3 separate regions of the Homo sapiens genome follow, and regions 2 and 3 are each linked to region 1. The links are chromatin loops, found by intact Hi-C in ENCODE. Cell type or tissue: heart right ventricle. All regions are shown on one strand. Each heading gives the region's core, and the rest is flanking DNA. Links, peaks and the distances in the headings are about the cores only. Region 1 overlaps DUSP6 (dual specificity phosphatase 6). Region 2 has its middle 140 kb from the start of DUSP6. Region 3 has its middle 140 kb from the start of LINC02458.

The links. Peaks named below come from ENCODE experiments on the same cell type or tissue, not always from the same donor. Only the 100,000 strongest peaks of a DNase experiment are listed, where the experiment ranks them.
Region 2: a loop joins it to region 1, with 3 times the contacts of the local background. A loop is called at or near these places in 29 of 110 quality-filtered maps.
Region 3: a loop joins it to region 1, with 4 times the contacts of the local background. A loop is called at or near these places in 39 of 110 quality-filtered maps.

Annotation. Positions count from the first base shown.
Region 1 is chr12:89,343,835-89,350,035 of GRCh38, reverse strand. It overlaps DUSP6 (dual specificity phosphatase 6), which reads left to right. Exons shown (of 3, transcript NM_001946.4): 3 at 475-2,801. The coding sequence ends at 782. It overlaps POC1B-DUSP6 (POC1B-DUSP6 readthrough), which reads left to right. Exons shown (of 11, transcript NR_189589.1): 11 at 475-1,971. Among named protein-coding and RNA genes, the nearest start is that of DUSP6, 5.6 kb to the left of the region's middle. RefSeq lists enhancers at 1-313, 3,684-3,863. In heart right ventricle, for the core only: no CTCF peak of the experiment used is centred there; DNase peaks (open chromatin) are centred at 3,155, 3,465 and 4,154; H3K4me3 peaks cover 1,926 bases; H3K27ac peaks cover 2,500 bases.
Region 2 is chr12:89,208,971-89,215,171 of GRCh38, reverse strand. No RefSeq gene overlaps it. Among named protein-coding and RNA genes, the nearest start is that of DUSP6, 140 kb to the left of the region's middle. In heart right ventricle, for the core only: no CTCF peak of the experiment used is centred there; a DNase peak (open chromatin) is centred at 2,691; H3K27ac peaks cover 2,500 bases.
Region 3 is chr12:89,160,140-89,166,340 of GRCh38, reverse strand. No RefSeq gene overlaps it. Among named protein-coding and RNA genes, the nearest start is that of LINC02458, 140 kb to the right of the region's middle. RefSeq lists an enhancer at 5,579-5,638. In heart right ventricle, for the core only: no CTCF peak of the experiment used is centred there; a DNase peak (open chromatin) is centred at 3,420; H3K27ac peaks cover 2,500 bases.

The DNA.
Region 1 (6,201 bases), core at 2,102-4,601:
TACAAAGGAACTCATTTTCAGGCCGTGTCGACATCCTGTTCCTCCTAATGGGCCGTCCCCTGTGACTTCCCTCTCTCTTTTAAAATGCCTGAATACCTCCATTGTTAGCTGCACAACATTTGGAGCATAATTTAATAGACCCTTGCAGTCTGGTTGTCTGTGTAAAAGGCATTCACGAACATATTGCAGGGTTTCTGGTATTCACATGCCGAGGCAAAGAATGCACCCATTAAGGAGTTTTTTGTTGGCAGAAACTTAATACAAAAGCTCTCTTTTCAGAAAATATCTGAAATATGTAATTGTGTCCAGTGTACATGTTTCATTTCAGTGATACATTTTCTGCTGCTTGTAGGGCTCAACTGCCACACACAACTATTATTATTATTATGTTTTCAAGTTCAGTTTTTAGACTGATCATTCACAAAGGGTGGTTTTCAGTCTGCTGAGATCTTGCTTTTCTTTTTGTGTTCACAGATGAAGCCCGGGGCAAGAACTGTGGTGTCTTGGTACATTGCTTGGCTGGCATTAGCCGCTCAGTCACTGTGACTGTGGCTTACCTTATGCAGAAGCTCAATCTGTCGATGAACGATGCCTATGACATTGTCAAAATGAAAAAATCCAACATATCCCCTAACTTCAACTTCATGGGTCAGCTGCTGGACTTCGAGAGGACGCTGGGACTCAGCAGCCCATGTGACAACAGGGTTCCAGCACAGCAGCTGTATTTTACCACCCCTTCCAACCAGAATGTATACCAGGTGGACTCTCTGCAATCTACGTGAAAGACCCCACACCCCTCCTTGCTGGAATGTGTCTGGCCCTTCAGCAGTTTCTCTTGGCAGCATCAGCTGGGCTGCTTTCTTTGTGTGTGGCCCCAGGTGTCAAAATGACACCAGCTGTCTGTACTAGACAAGGTTACCAAGTGCGGAATTGGTTAATACTAACAGAGAGATTTGCTCCATTCTCTTTGGAATAACAGGACATGCTGTATAGATACAGGCAGTAGGTTTGCTCTGTACCCATGTGTACAGCCTACCCATGCAGGGACTGGGATTCGAGGACTTCCAGGCGCATAGGGTAGAACCAAATGATAGGGTAGGAGCATGTGTTCTTTAGGGCCTTGTAAGGCTGTTTCCTTTTGCATCTGGAACTGACTATATAATTGTCTTCAATGAAGACTAATTCAATTTTGCATATAGAGGAGCCAAAGAGAGATTTCAGCTCTGTATTTGTGGTATCAGTTTGGAAAAAAAAATCTGATACTCCATTTGATTATTGTAAATATTTGATCTTGAATCACTTGACAGTGTTTGTTTGAATTGTGTTTGTTTTTTCCTTTGATGGGCTTAAAAGAAATTATCCAAAGGGAGAAAGAGCAGTATGCCACTTCTTAAAACAGAACAAAACAAAAAAAGAAAATTGTGCTCTTTTCTAATCCAAAGGGTATATTTGCAGCATGCTTGACTTTACCAATTCTGATGACATCTTTACGGACACTATTATCACTAAGACCTTGTTATGGCGAAGTCTTTAGTCTTTTTCATGTATTTTCCTCATGATTTTTTCTCTTTATGTAGTTTGACTATGCCTTACCTTTGTAAATATTTTTGCTTGTGTTGTCGCAAAGGGGATAATCTGGGAAAGACACCAAATCATGGGCTCACTTTAAAAAAAGAAAGAATAAAAAAACCTTCAGCTGTGCTAAACAGTATATTACCTCTGTATAAAATTCTTCAGGGAGTGTCACCTCAAATGCAATACTTTGGGTTGGTTTCTTTCCTTTAAAAAAATTTGTATAAAACTGGAAGTGTGTGTGTGTGAGCATGGGTACCCATTTGATAAGAGAAATGCATTTGATTGTGAAGAAGGGAGAGTTAAATTCTCCATTATGTTCGTGGTGTAAAGTTTAGAGCTGGAATTTATTATAAGAATGTAAAACCTTAAATTATTAATAAATAACTATTTTGGCTATTGAATGTGTGTTTTTAAAAACTCAGTTATACCTATGTGTGAAGTGACACATTTTAGAACTTTTTCATTCAGGGATTGATTTTGACTTGTAGGCATAGTAGGGCAAGGTTCTTTTAAGCTTTTCCTAGAACGTTTTTCAGCAGCAGTTTATGAAATTCATCGTTTGCCACGAATAAAGATGACATCCTAGAATGGACCGACTGTACCGTGTATATGAACAATACCTCTTATGAGTATAGTTCCGGCTTAAGATTTTAAAGCCCCTGAAGAAAAATGAACCTATAGAGCATAGCTTGCTGAGGAATACAATTTGGATATTAACCACAGAGAGGTGTAGCAGAATACCAAGATGACAGCCACATGTTAACCTCCTCCCTATCCTTCACTGTCAGGATCTTCTGCTTTATAATGCTGAGATAATGCCAAAGAGGAAGTAGGGATAATTCTTTTTCCAGTCTGTTGTCATGGGCAATTCTACCTGCAGATATCCTAGTGTGAGAATGCTGAATCCAGAATGATGTCTCCACTTTTTCCCCTAGCATGCGCATGGCAAGGCATATCTAAGCTTCCTCACCGTGTCAGGATATGGCTTTAGAATTTTACATTGGCACTTAGGAGGCAACTTTGTCATCCCTGTTGTAATGTGCTTTTTTGTTTAACTGGCTTGGGATGTGGGTCAGAAACCCTTATTGAAACTTGTGGGGATTATTTTAGTTTCTTTTCAAGCTAAAGACTTTATATCTTGCCATTTTTCTTGGGACCTACCCTCTCCTTACCTCAAATGTAAAAATACACAAACCAAAATAAAAGGCAGGTGTATGGAATCAAAAGAACTAGAACGTACTTATATTTGGGGCTCTTTTTGCATGAGCTCAGTCCCTTCATGTGAAGTGGGGAGAAGAATGAGCTTTTCACCTACATGGCACATGAGTTGACTGCTTGGTCGTCTACACTAACTTAGGAGGCAAGTGGCCTTCATTCGATGGCAATCATATAAAACTGTCCATGGTGATTTTTAAGCAACTAAGTATAAAAAGCAAACAGAAATAGTGCAAATATATATATATACCAAGTCAGTCTGTCCTATTTGGGTGTCCCAAGTCAGCAAGAGCACAGAAAGGAGAAGTGGATTGCAGTTCAACTTGGCTCGTGTTAATCCAGTTCTGAACGGTTTCCGCTCCTGGCATTCCCTAAACTGCCTGTTCAAAGTAAGGATTTGCAAGCAGCGTTAGCAATTTCCTGTCCAGCTGCAGCTCAAGTAGCTGGGTGCTTTTCCCCCCTTTCTTTTCTCTGATTTCTTTTCTCTTTCTTTTTCTTTCTTTCGTTTTTTAAAAAAATATGGGCTGTGGATAATTTTAGTGCATTTCCTCTTTGTGGATTATTATCTCTTTCCTCCTAGAACCTGCATACATTGAGTTCCTACTGCTTGGCTCAAGCCGACAGCTGGCCTCCCCAGCACTTCCTCTCGTTTTACTGTGGGTTTGTTGTTTGTCAGTCCACTTCTGAAATTAATAATGTTTTCTGGCTAAGTGCCACAAGCCATTACCACAAAGGGGAAGTAACACATATGAATAGCAGGAAGCCATGCAGGGTCACAGTGTGAGCTGAACCTGTGGAGGGAGCATAATTGAGCCTGGCCCATTCAGCAAGTGTCTGACTGCAATTTGGGGAGAGGGAGCTCGCTGCATCTAAGCAGCTCAAGCTGTGAAAAAAAAAAAAGTTTCCAATAAATTGGGAGCAAATGGTCTTTGTCACCAGTCTGAATAAAGGAGAGAGAGAGTATGAAGAGCTTAGAGCCTCCATAAAGTTGCAATGTTTGAGGTTTCTCCCCCTTCTCCTGACATATTGTTTCAGAAGGCTGGTGAACAGAGGGGTGCCTGTTTCCCTCTATTCTCACCAAAGGACTCATGTTAAATGGGTGGTTTTTACGGTTCACATAGGCCAGAAGATTCAAAGAGCTATTCTCTTTCCTTCTTTTTCTTCTGTGGAAGGTGGAAGGTTGTAACTGACAGCATGGGCCCCCACCTCTCTCTGTGCCTCCCTTTCTTCCAGCTATATCAGGGCTCCTCTGGTTCCTTTGTGCTTGCAGTAGCCGCGTGAAGGCGATCATTTTGCATCTTGGAGTTGGGCTGGCTTCCTGAATGGAGCCCGCACGGTTACTAGGGCAACCTTTGCCAGCAGCTGCAGTTCCACCGCCTCCTTCCTCACCTGCTGTCCCCATTAGTAGCTTCCTCAGGTCTCTGAGAAAGCGCTACCTTTCCTGGCCTTTTGCAGGGGCAGGGGGGTAGGGTGGGGTATGGCTTTTGGGAAGGGGAGGTTATCAGCAGGTTTCCTGGGAGCTGCAGGAGACAGAGATTGCAGTGGTTAATAGTATGAACTGGTCTTAGCGTTAAAATAGGAATGAAAAAGGGTTATCTGGGGATAAAAATACCAACACAGTCTTCAAAGGAATGAAAACTGAGACTTGCACCAACCTTGACAATTAGGAGACCTGAACTGTAGCTGCTGCTTTCTTGCTAATGAATCAGGTAGCCCTGGGCAGGGCACCCAATCTTACCGCATTTCTTTTTTCTTGTCTGTAAAAATGAGGGAGTTTTTACCTCCCATTCTAGGATTCTCTCATAATTCCAGCTTCTGTTCATGGATTGGTGACACTTATTACATGATAAAATGAGGTGCGGAGCAGGTGAAACAAATAACTAACATTTATCATGAGTACCAGATACTATACTTTGTATCTCATTTAATCTTCAAAACAGCTCTGTGAGATAGGTCCTATTATTATCTTTATTTTGCAAAGAGGAAACTGAGGCAGAGAAAGGCCAATAAAGCCTAAAGCCACCTTTATGGGACACCTGACACATAATGTTAGAGAAGGTTTGCATATCCAGTGCTTGTTACTGCAGAACTGAACCTTGAGCCTTTGGCTCTTCCTGTTGGAAACTGCTTGTCATCAGTATTTGCTCCCCTTTATAAAGTCTCATGATGTCGGCTAGGAAATGCTGTCCCCATTATACAGCTGAGGAAGTGGAGGAAGCAGAGGTTAAATGACTAGCCAAATTCCATGTGAATTCCACAGCCACATGGGAGGCCCCAGCTGGTGTGCTGTCAGAGAGGTGTCCACCGGGGGTAAACTTCCATCCTCCTTCTCCGCAGAGAAGTTGCTCTTCCTTGGTCCCATTGGCACTTAAATTATAAAACTACTTTTCCTAAGTATCTCTAAAATGGCTACCAGCTAGCATAGGGCCTGACCCTGACCCTTGCCCATACTCCCCTTTCAGGATGACACAACTAAACTGGCCCCAAAGAAGTTCACTTCCTCACTCTTATCCCTCCTAGAGGCAAACTGGGAGAGGGAGGTGGGTCAGGGGAAAGGGGAAGGGTGTGAAGAAGCAAGGAGGAGAGGCAGAAGACATATATATGGTGCAGGTCTACAGAAGAAGAGAGGTAAACTGACCAGCAAATTAGCAAATAATGGAGATGGGGGTTTTTAGGATACAGCCAGGGCAGATCATGTGGTAGCTGGCTGTAAGAAAATATCCTTGAAATGTCCTCTTAAAAAAAGTCAGTCTTCAGACTTTCAGCTGCTTCAGAAGGATTACTTTGGGTGTAAATTTATATGCAGTTCCTCACACAGCCATAATCGTTTTCGGAAAGATCCTGCAAGACTTTCAAATACCCTTGTTCCTCCCGTGTTCTCACTGCTCACTTAGCAATTGGCCCTGAATCAGTCCAGTTATGGTGAACGAATTTTCAAACTTCTTTAAAGTCCAAAATCGATTTCCTGAGAATATTGAAGGGCACAGAACAAAGTTCAAACAACTCACAAATATTTATCCAGGCCTTGGTGTGCATTGCACTGGTTCGATGAAACAAGTTAAAAATAAAAGGCAACGAAAGACCTCCCAGGAGCCCTCAGAGGCTGAAGGCAATGACCCGTTTCTAGATGGAACCGCTAAAGTGCCCAAATCAAAGAGGAGCCCTGAAGAAACTACCGGGCAAGGTCTTGTATTTCCCTATCTGCTTCCAACTAACATTTTAGATCCCACATTTTATTTTTTTATATAGGAAAGGATTAATGGCCCACATGTATGCAATTTGACCCACTCACTTTCTTACTTTGTCATGGAAAACACCACTAGAGAAGGCGTGCATATCTATTAGCCATCACTGATGTAATAAAAACATGTTAAACCACCATACCGTCAAACATGAACTCTCAGACACTCA
Region 2 (6,201 bases), core at 1,602-4,101, 130 kb after region 1:
TTTATTTCTTTGAAAGATTAGTCAATTTTACTAGCCAGGTTTTGAACTCACTTTCAGAGGTTTGATCTTTATTATCTTTTGCAGATATTTCCCCAAATACCTTTCTCACTGTACACATCACCTTCTTTCTTTCCAAATTTGCTTCAGTTCATTTCTTTTGGGAGAGCTCTCTGGTGAACCTCACCCATCTCTGATTGCATGCCAACTCTCTGCTTCTGCCAGCTCTCACCCATGTGGCTTTTAATTCATTCTTTGACTTGTTGGCATGTATTTTTATTAATTTAATCAATGTCTTGCCTCTTTATTAAAAAAAGCATTATGCTCATGGCCTTTTGTTTCTAAGAGACAGGAAGCCATTCAGACGTTTTAGTAAAATTTGCTGAAAGGATAGTAGGGCATCTCTGAAAACTTTGGAGGGAAAAAAGTACAACCAGGACATGAAAGGCCCCGGGACTGCAAAATCAGTACCTGAATCCACTCTCTTCTCTTGCTGAACTACTAGCCTCTTGACTCTACTTTTCTCCTCTTACGTGCTTAATTGTGTTTTTCATATTTACCACCTTACTCATGGTTGCCCCGCTCCATTTAACTTCTGCTTAGACATAGCTTTTGCTTGAATGGGTCCAGCCCTGACTTTGGTCCTACACCTGTCAATGTGTCCCTGCCACCTTCAAGCAACTCTCATCTCACTGTCTCAGTTGCTAATGCTAAATTCTATATACCCAGGTCAGAGAATCTGATTTGCTGAATTATGGATGGATTCTCCATTGGGTGGGTGTTTTTCCATCAGATTGGGTGCTAAGTGTCACTTGGTACAAGCAGGATGGACTTTCTGAAAATGAATTGTGGGCCACAGGCAATGACTGGCATTAAAGTACAACATTATGTTGTACTTTAAATGTTATGGAACATAGCATCTTTCATAGCATTTAAAGTACAACATTCTTCCATAGCATTTTGATTATTTCAAAAGGCTACCTGAAAGATTGAAATGACTTTAGTGAATTAGAACTGCTGAATTCCAGTGGTCTTCACTATTTTGCACCCCTCCTTAATTAAGAATACTGTTTCTTTCTTCTTAAATGTCTTATTTTCCAGGCTTGCCTCCATACTCTGGTGGGAATCAAGCAATGATAGTTTTGCTTCCTTTAAGTAGATAACGCTCTCAGTAAATCAATTACTCAGATCATCCAGGTAGAGCCTGGGTTCAAAGCCTGATCTCTCTGGTTGCTTAACCATTGCCCTTTCACCATAGCTCTCTGTTTTAAGATAGCTCACATTAGTTAAAAAATAAACAATGAAAAAAAAAGGAAAAGCACAACTCTACAACTGTGTGTACTAAAAGCAAGATTCAAGTATTTTCAACATTCAAAATCATAGTATTTAATTCAGTGAAGAGAGAGCCCTAGAAAAAACTTGTTTCAAGTTTATAAGTTGATCAGGGAAATTTGATTTTTTTTCCACTGACAGAGCTTCTAATATGTGCAGTAGTTTTAGCCTTTGATATTACTATTATGAAATTCAAAAATACTGTTCATTTTGGGCTGGGCATGGTGGCTCACACCTGTAATCCCAGCATTTTGGCAGGTCGAGGTGGGCAGATCACCTGAGGTCGGGAGTTCGAGACCAGGCTGGCCAACATGGTGAAACCCTGTCTTTTCTAAAAATACAAAAATTAGCTGGGTGTGGTGGCATGTGCTTGTAGTCCTAGATACTTGGTTGGCTGAGGCATGAGAATTACTTGAACCTGGGAGGCAGAGGTTGCAGTGAACTGAAATTGTACTACTGCACTCTAGCATGTGTGACAGAGCAAGACTCTGTCTCAAAAAAAAAAATACTGTTCATTTTATTTGTCTTCAAAATGTACCTTGGATTCTTGCCATTGTCACAGGGAACATATAAAACAGCTTGAAATTCTGCCTTATTCTAAGCCTAGCCTAACTCTTTTTCAAGATCTTAAGTAACCAGGGGCTTTTACAAATGAACGTATACCTAGATATGATAATATAAAATTATGGCTTACTAACTTTAGAGATGCAACAAAGAAACAGCTCCTAAATGGGGGTCTGGAGACCAAAATGTCAATTTGGGCTTTGCTTCTTAATAACTATGTGACCTTGAGGAAATCCGGTCTGCTTCTCCAGCCTCAATTTCCTAACCCATGAAAGGGAATAATCAGGCATCATTATGTAAGACGAGTGTTGTGAAGATAAAATAAAATAATCTATGGGAAGCCACTTTGTAAACTGAAAGGTAATATAGAACTGTAAGTGGATATTATTATTTATTTTATGAGCCAGTAGAATTCAAAGTCCTGATTTCATTGCCAGGAGGATTTTCCTCACAGATCTAATTCCTAAAGGTTGGCTTTGCCCAGTTAATGAGTACTTTCCAAATAAAGATCCCTTTTACTGCTTTGATTTTTGTGAACTTCCCTTTACTCTGATTCAAAGTCACATGGGAAGGTGCTCTTGTAAAGCCATTGTTTAATTTAGACTTTTCATACTGCGTGTATGTCCGGCTATTCTCTGGTTTCAGTCTCCAAGGAGCCTTTGAGGGCAGACCTTGCTTCTTTCCCTTACATATAGTTTGGCAGCAAATGAGATGTTTTCAATAGGGATGAAAAAACTCTCAGTATGTAACCTGTCACCTAAAGGAAGGAGGACATCCTGTTCTAAAGAAGTTGCCTCAGAGCCGGCCCCAGGTCCACCCTGGTGTTTCACTTGTATCTCAGGCAGTAGCCTGGGATGAAATTTTAAGGAGAGAATTGTTACATGATATTGTGTAATAGCAATATGAGAAACCACCATACAAAGCTCTTTATTTTAGTAACCTGGACTTCTAGTCAGGACTCTTATCTCTGTTCACTGGTTTTGAAGTCAGTGTGCTTAAACTTTTCATGCTAATACACAGGGAAAGCACAAAAATGATATTTAAAGATCATCAGGTATAAGCAGATATACTACTAATTTTAATCTTCTGTGCAAAGGTACTAAGAAAATGTGTAGTTGATTTGCTTTCCTAAAGTCACTTGATGTGGCTTCAATGGAGATAATTGTTCCAAGGTTTTGTGTTAAACTTCACCTGTTAATTTTGCCTTGATCTTGTTCTTCCTGAGCTTTTGGCACCCAGGCATTGAGCCAGGGGGTAGAGCAAGATGGGACTTTAAAGAAGTGAGGGAGCTTTTGTAATTATAATCCTGTTGTCACTATCTGATGCACTGTGAAAAATGGAAGAACCAATAGTAGCCTCCTATCTCCTGTCTCTAGCCTTTTGTATTGTGTTTTTACCAATCTCTGGAATAATAGTCTCCATTCAGGGAACCCAGAAGACTCCACAATGCCAGGCCAATAGTTGGAATTTCCAAGGTGTTCGATCTATTGCTATTTGCTCTTTTCCTCTCCATCCTAGTACATTCTCCAAGATTTAATTTAGTGTCATGCCATAGAATAGGCAGATTGTGTAAAGCAGTAATAGGATCTGGTTGGCAGCCACTTCCTGAAACCCATGTGTAGGTGGTAGTAAATACAGGACTGAGATTCCAATCTTAAAACTCATGGTTCCATTTTTTTCTGTCCCTTCAACAGTTATTTTCTTCATGAGTTATAGAGGAATGTAAAAATGAACTGCCATCTAAAAAATATTAAATTTGATATTCAAGCCAAGAAATCTTAGCATTCTAATGATAACAGAAGCAGAATTGAGGTGATAGCAGAATTTTGCTTTTTTTTACTCTTAGTCCCAGCTTTCATTACTACAACATGCCTGGCTGATGGGGTATCTTTTCTAATGTGAATGTTATTGCCTTGTATCCAAACGTTTAATGTGGCCAACTCCTTGAAAGATCTTTTGCAAGAATCTCTGGGATTCTCCGGGAAGTGTCTCATGTCAGTATGTGAATGGGTACAGCCAACAATAAACACCTTCTCTGTTACTTGATAATATTCAGAGACCAATGACCTATTATCAAGCTAGCTATAGATAGAGCTCCTGTTTTGAGTGTCAGGTTGTCTAAGTTTTTTGTTTTTAATTCTAAAAGCCTATAATTATAATAGTCAGGAATGTTCAATAAATGTTTAGGAAATAATGAGCTAGTTGCTTTGGATGGTGCAGAAGGTTTACGACATAGAGAAGCAGAGAACAGAGCTGGAATGATGAATTGGTGTCTCATTATTAATGCTGTATCACCCATAAAGTGGGTGCTATCACAATCTCTGGATATATATTGATACAAATTATTATAAAATATTTGCAAAATGAGTATGAAAATGTAGAGTGGCACTGCAGTGGGTAAGGTAACAGACAGATTTATATTTGAGCCTACATCTGCCACCTACAAGCCTAGTACATTTAGGCAAGTTAACTTACCATTGATAGCCTTAGTTTCCTGATCTATAAAATGGCAACAATAAGATTTAACTCACAGGGCTGTGAGGATTAGATAATAGAGCATGTAAATATCAAATATATAAAGCAGTTCTCACACTGCCTGACACATGGTGTACAATAAATACCAGCATCATCTCTCGCGTGGATGGTTAAAATAGCCTCCTCCCAGATTTTCCTGCTTTGGCTCCAGCTCTGCCTCATTTTATTTTCAACACAGCAGCCAGAATGAGTCTGCTATAAGTTGGATGTTTGCTCAAAAACCTCCAATGGCTCTCCATTTGACTCAGGGTGAAAGCCTCATAATGGCCATTGTGTTTACAAGCCTGTCTCCTTCTCTTCTCCTTTTGACTCAATCTGCTGCAGTCACACTGGCCTTCCCCTCACTAGACCTTAAACATTCCAGGCTGTTCTCCATACCTGACATGCTGTATCTGCCTTATCTGTTTAATTTTCTACTAACAACTTATCCCCAACTAGCCCTTATATATTTTACTTGCTTAGAGTGTTCATTCTTTGTCTCACCCAACTAGAAGGCAAGCTCCAACGGGATAAATAATTTCCTTTTTTCTGTTTTGTTTACAGTATCCCTAGTGCCTAAAACTGAGCCTGGCATGCAGAAGCCCTCAGCATATATTTGTTCAGTTAGATTTCTTTAAATTGTGTATTTAAGGAGCACATGAAGTTTTGATATATACTTATCTTAATTTACATATAGATAGTGAAATGACTACCACAGGCAAATTAACATACCCATCCTCTCATATAGTTACCTTTTCTGAGCAAATGGGAGCCATTAATTACTGAATTCATGAGGTCTCTTATATTAGTACATGTATGTGATTATTGATCCATTCAACAAATACTTAAACACATAATATGAGCTAGCACTACCCTACACTCCTAGTTGCTGGAGACAGAGCCAGAAACCAGGCAGACACAGCCCTGCACTCTTGAGAGCTGACGTTCCTAACGTTATAAGAATTGCAGAGTAGATAACCCTAATTGTTAAAATATGAAAGTTTTTTTCATAATACTTAAGTGTGAACTTTATTTGAAGTTTTCATAACCTTTAAACATTATATTCTAAAACTTTAAAAAATGATTTTATTTATTTATTGTTGTTATTTTCAAAAAGTATTTAAAGGAGAATTAGAAAATTTTGTTCTAACTTTTTTTAAACCTTTGAAAAAAAGAGTTCTAAACATTTCCCCAGTGATTGGATTCCATGTGTTAAATATTTCTTCTCACCCTAGCGATCAAAACAACATCACATTTAAAATCACATAGGATAACTTTTATATATACTGCAATCTATAATCATTTACCAAAATGTGACTTGGGCTTCTATCTAATTTCAATTCCATATTTAATCTTGTGATAATTTGACCTAGGACTCTTGACAAAACAACATTATCTCAGAGTTTGCAATTTTGTTAACCTCTTGTGATTGAAAAAGGGATTATTTAAAACTTCCCATCTCATTACTCTGAGCTCTAGCTCAGATTTTAAAAGTTATTACCAGATTTAATTTAATACTTTTTCTTCTCTGATTATGAGACTAAGCTATTAAGGTTTATTCAATCAGATAAGTCAGTATCATGGAAGTTTTAAAATGATTCTTAATTAATTCATCTTTTTATTTGAATTTGTTCAAAATAATCTCTCATTTACTTTGTAGTTTTGATGTAAAAAAAATCAGTATTCTGCCAGTCTGCTGCAGAGTATGATTTAAAGAAGACTCTTTCACGGTGTTTTTTTCTGTGAAGGTATTGCATCAGATTGCACTGGTCACACTGAATTTGCTATGTTAAA
Region 3 (6,201 bases), core at 2,121-4,620, 180 kb after region 1:
TATTTAGCAGTTTTTCAGTAGCTTGCTCCTGGAAAAATGTCATGTGAGGTTTTTATTATTCTAGTCTCCAAATCCCAGAGTTAATTTTAGAAAGAGAATTTAGGAGTTAGATGCGGAGTAATCTTAAAGTGGAAATTTATCTACATATAAGGAAGTATTTAGGTCTTGGTATCTTTGCTATGGAGAAACTTTATATGAATAAAATAATTAGCATTTATTTAAAATATAACGTGTACCAGGAGCTATGCTTTTTGCTCACAAATACAAACATCTCTGACAATTTGTTTTATCACTCTTGATGTTTACAGAAGATTAAATTGAGGCTTCTAGAGGATAAGTAATTTCTCTAAGGTAAAATCAGTAAGTGACCACATTGTGACTGGACCTCATCCCTTAGTTTCCATGTCTTTTTATATTCAAAGCTTATGTACTTTCCACCACTCCATGTGGTCTAAGATCTGAATCTGCTACAGTTTGCTAAGGCTAGGGACATCTGTATGCTGTTTATGATTCCCTGAAAAATCAAGAATTCTTATTGTTGGTCCTGGTGTCTTTGGAAAGCCCTTCCCCTAAGTCATTACAACCTCCTAACTCTTCATAGCTCATTTCAAATGCCACATTCTTGCACTGAGCTTTTTCTCTATCTGCTCAGCTGAACTATCTCTCCTTCCTTGACCTTTCCATGACATTCCGTTTTACATTTCTTATGTTCCTTGATAACTTTCCTGTTTTACTGTCCATGGTTTAGCTACTTGAGGGCGACTTACACACAATAAATGTTCATATGTTGCCACTTCATTCATTGTACATAGGTAGTTTTTGTTGAGTGACCTGATTGTGTTGTTCTCTATATGTCTTCAAGTGACTGGACTGAATGGAAGATAAATATCTGCAGAAATAAGGGTAATAATGAAAAAGTATAATGTTTTAGTCCTTTTTCTCCATTGAGGAAATTTCTGTAGAATGGGTAGTCTCTGTAGAATGGGTAGAAAATAAAATGAATGCTTTAGAAAAAGACGGAGATGAATTTCCCTTAATGCCCAAAAAGACTTTGGGCCTAGACCTCCATGCACCTGCATTCAGCAGACATTGTGTGGCCTGCAAATCCCAAAATATTTACTATCTGGTCCTTTGAGGGTGTTTGCCAATCCCTGATTTAGCATATTAGTTATCTATCGCTATGTAGCAACACCAAAATGTAGTAGCTTAAAATAACAAACATTTATTCAGAGATACAGATAAAGGCTTCTGTAGGTAAGCGAGTCTGGCTTAGGGTCTCTCATGAGGTTTTAGACAAGCTGTTGACCAGGTTTTCAGTCGTTTCAAGGTTTGACTGAGGCTAAGGAATCCACTTCCAACTTCACACAGGTGGTTGCTGGGAGACCTCAGTTCCTCACTGGTTGCTGGAGAGAGAGAGAGAGAGAGAGCGCCGCTTCCAACTTCACACAGGTGGTTGCTGGGAGACCTCAGTTCCTCACTGGTTACTGGAGAGAGAGAGAGAGAGAGAGAGAGAGAGAGAGAGAGAGAGAGAGAGAGATAGTCTCTTATACCCAAAATTAGAGGTTACATACCATTACTTTCACCATATTCAGTTTGTTAGAAGTGACCACTAAGTACAACCCACATTCAAGGAGGATTATATAAAGGAATGGACATCAGGAGGCAGAGGTTATTGGGAGCTATCTCGAATTCTGACTATCAGACTATCACAATTAGTAACTTACCACCACCCACCCCTGCCCCACTAAATTTTACCCTTTTATACCTTTTATATTCTCATGCTATATGTGGATGTGGACTTGTGTCACTGTAGCTCTGGAATTTAGGACTATGATAACCAAGGTAAGCCAGATAGTGAAGAGTTGAAGTCATTTTAATGAACAGTCCAACTCTGAGATAGCAAGTCTTGTTGGTGCCTGTGGACCAAATTCACACTAAGACTCCAGAGGTTAGAGATACAGTACTTGGGAACCCATACGGACAAATCCTTACATATGGTAAGGATTCAGAAAGAATAGAGACCAGTGGTTAAGGCAAGTCTAGTTTGTGGCAAGGTAGGCAATTAAGAGAGCACATCAATAACAATGAGCACTTTTTATTTGTGAATTCATTCAGTATTCAACAAATATTTACTGATCTCCTGCTAGGCCCTAGGTGCTATTGAAGGCTTTGGGGATTTAGCAACAAACTTGGAAGCAAAGACGGCCTCAGGCAGGAAATATCTTACAGCAGATGCTTCCTTTGTATGTTGACAGAGCCAACAGGTGACTTCCCAGAACTTGACCTTTTTCAGTATTTGTGTGCAGAAGATACTTACATAAAAAGGTAATAGGTAGAGTTAAGTATATCCAGGGAAATGGAGACAGGTCCTAGAAACTTTTTAATGCATATACAGTCCTTCTTAGCTCAACTGAATGCTTTAAAAATGCTTGCTGCCCCAAAGTTTGTGAGTCCAGACACTGGCATGGAATGGCAGGGTCTATAAAAGCTATACATTGTTGAAAGGATCAATATGCTGCCTTGTTTTTCTTACCTGCTTTATTTAGCCATTTTTAGTATAGTCATATCTTTCACTAGGCTCAAACTATTTATTTAACAATCAGATCTAAAATTCTGCTCTAGAATCCTCAACTCAAAACCCAAACCATTTTTCTTCATATTAAGATGGGTGCAGAGAAGAGAGATTGGGGGAGGAGGGTGAGTTTTCTTGATCGATCCCGAAGAAGTCAGGCTGATTTGGCGATAAGATCCTTTGTCTGTGCTAGTTGGGTTGAAGAATAATCATGGTGGCCCTGCCTCCAGGACATTGCAAAAGTTTTGATGTGTCAATGAAGTTAATTTTCTCTGTGTATGTGATTGAAAGTCCTTTTTAGGATCCTGTTAGACCCAAATATTCCATCGCCTGTATTTACGTCAGTGGTTTATTGGTGTGGAATTTTTTAATGGCTCTCTGGGACAGACTTACACTCTGAGCTCTGTAGAGCTCAGAGAAATGTTTATTTCAGCCATCCACCTTTCAAAAGGGAGAGACTTGGAGGAAAATACAAATTTGAAAATTTATTGTTTCGAATGTGAATCTGTGAGGAAAATGGAAATGTAATTTCTAAATGAAATAACAGCAAAGCAAAATATTGATGTATACTAGGTAGCCACAGCCATCTCTGACTGTGAATACTTTTTCTTGGAGATTGTAATATCTGATGCCAGATACACACATGTTTTACACTTATTCAGCAGTTAAAGGTAAGAGGTTGTGAAACTCTAAATAAGCCAGGAAAAAAAAAAAGAGGCAAAGGGCTGAGTCTGAGTGAGTAAGGGAAGATAAATCAGATGAGATTGCATGTTGATGACACTCCCTAGTGTTGCTCAACAGCAATATCTGACAAACAGCAAGAGAAAAAGGAAACATTTTGGCAGAGTCAGCCACCCCCAGCAACCCTCTTCAAAACCCTGCTAAGAAATCCCCACCACTGGATGAGTTATTTCCTCTTTCTGCAGTATGAGTACAATGGGAAAAAAAATAGGCCCTAGAGCTGAAATATTGAAGTTAGGAAACAGTGGCATGAGTAACAACACAGAAATGAATTAGACAGGCCTAGAGGCACAGATCTTCCATCTAGAGGGCTCGAGTTTTGAAGTCCGTTTTGGTACAGTGGGTATTTGGACCATCTTTCAAGACTGTTATGATGTTTTGTTTATGACCATCCTTTTTACTCTTCACTTTGCTTATTAGCTCCTCCCGCCTGGAATCAAAAGGAACTGTACCTCCCTCAACCCCTGTGTAGCCCCACCAGAATCGCTTTGGAAGTGCTTATGCTTTCTTCAAAGCCCAACTGAAGTCCATTTTCCTCCAAGAAGCTGTCTAAGCTCTTCTAGTTCAGAATTAGCCTCTTTCTCTTTTCTTCTCTTAATGAATATCTTTAGTCTTTTATTAAATTGGTCACAGTGCCCTTTATCTGCAAGTTATTTATACATTTTTTTTGTCTTCTCTATTGAGTTAAAAAACCTCCTGAGAGCAAAGGCCTTGTCATTAACATTTTTATGCTTCCTATACCATTTACTTGGTGATAAGAGGGCTGTAATAAGCCAATGTAATAAGTCATTATTGACTTAAAGTATAAACTCTTAATAAATATAATAAGGATTAATAGGTTCCTAGTCAAAAGTACCTTAACTGTGTTTTTTGCAGATAGAACAGATCAGTCTCTATTTTGTTTTATAGAATGCTGATGAAATAAACTAAGCTATTTTTTAAAAAATCCCAGGGAAGCAAGTTTTTATTTTTATTTTTATTTTAGAACTGTTTGATTAAAAGGTAAAAGAATTTCTCCACCTATCTTTGAGTTCCTTGGAGACACAAGACCATGTACTTGTCCTGTTGGCATCAGGTTAGAGTTATGGTAGGTTCTAGAACATTTTAATTTTTACCCTCTTACTAGAGAAACCTGCTATTTAAACAGAGTTCCATTTCTTAAAAAATAAGCAGACTAACTTTCACCAAACGCTACAGTTTTCTCCCTTCATCCTCCTTCCCAAGCCTCTCAAATGTGTCATTTACGCCTATTGGCTATACTTGCGAAATTGTGCTTCCCTTTCCTAACTCTTTGCATTAACTGGCTTTGATCTTCATCACCCTCCAGAAGCAGTTCTCTAAAAGGTCAATAGTGGCATTCTTTTTGTCAAAATCTCTATAGCATCTATAGTTGATAGCCTGATCTTTGTGACTCCCTGCTGTCTTGGCTTTCACATTTCTCTGTTTTTTTTTTTTCTAGGGGGTAGGATAACTAATTTGTGAAACACACATGTCCGTATGTCTGTTTGCGCTATTGGTATATTTGAAGCTCATCACAATTCTCTGAGGCAGGGGTCATTCTTGTATACTATCACTTGAGTATAGATTTTTTGGTTTTGTCTCATTGGTCAATCACTTTGTAGAGGTAGGCTGGTTGAAAATTCACTGAGAGTGGAATCCATGCACTCCACCTCTTCTCCATCACCCACAGTGCCTGACACAGCAAATATTTTCAGACTTAATAAATATTTGTTGACTGATTGTAGTTGAAAGTGCTCAGGTCTTGAAATAGAAGAACAACATGAACATTGACCAGATTTTGGTTGAATTTCTCTGTTTTTCAAAGTGCTGGCAGAAAACTCCTTTCATAAACCATCTTAAAGGAAAAATGACTCCTTCATAAGATCATATTTGACACTAATTTAGAAAACCATTAGCAACTGTCACAGGTAGGTCAGAGCAGGCTTCCCTCCAATGACAGGAGAACCTCTCAGCTGGAAGTGATCGAACCCTGAGGTCTCCATCTGAATTAAATCAGGGTGATTATATTTATTATCTGCTCTCGGCATCTTTGCCAAGTTTCTGAGTCAGATGCACTGAATTTGTACTTTCTGTCTGACACGCAGATATCTTATCCCTCATTTCCATGTGAGATTAAGACTGGCCCCGGGTGAAATGAGAGCATGGGGGCGGTGCTGGTGAAGTTAGTCTGTGTGTCACCCTCTCCATTTCCTCTTACACTCCCTTTATCCCCTTTCAGTTCCTCCTTTCCCACCAGGTGCCAGAGGGGTTATGCTTCCCCATAGTCTTTCTTGGCATTGGGGAAGTGATGGGAACTAACTTTTTTTTTTAAGTGTCTACTATGAAGCACATTATTGGGCATTCTTGAGTCATTGCTTAAGTTTTTAGTCCCTTTGCCTCCATGAGACAGCTTTTTATTATTTGGGTATCACAGAGATTGAAACTGAGGCTTTGAAAGGGTAGAAAACATGTCCAAATCACACAGCTTATAAATACAAAGGTGGGATTTAAGATCTGCCTGTCTGACTCCAAAACATCTGGGCTCCTGATATTGTACAAGGTCAGCTCCTCAGAGGAAAGGGATGAGATAAAATTATTTCCCATGGAGAGCTTTGTAACTTATGGTAGAAGGAGACGTTCTTTTCCAATAGAGTTTCAGCAAATTTGCTATGGTGAGAGGACTGGAACATTTAGGGCGGTGGAGGCTGTATTTTATCTGTGTATAAGACTAATTTCGGGCAGGATCCTCTCATGCTAATATGTGTCTCATAGCATTGCAGTTGATCTCTTCAACTGAGCATCTTTAGCTACCTGAGGTGCATTACTTAGCATTCATCACTTAAAGACTTTTTTTTTCTTTGACAGATGTTCTTTCATTACTCCTGGGA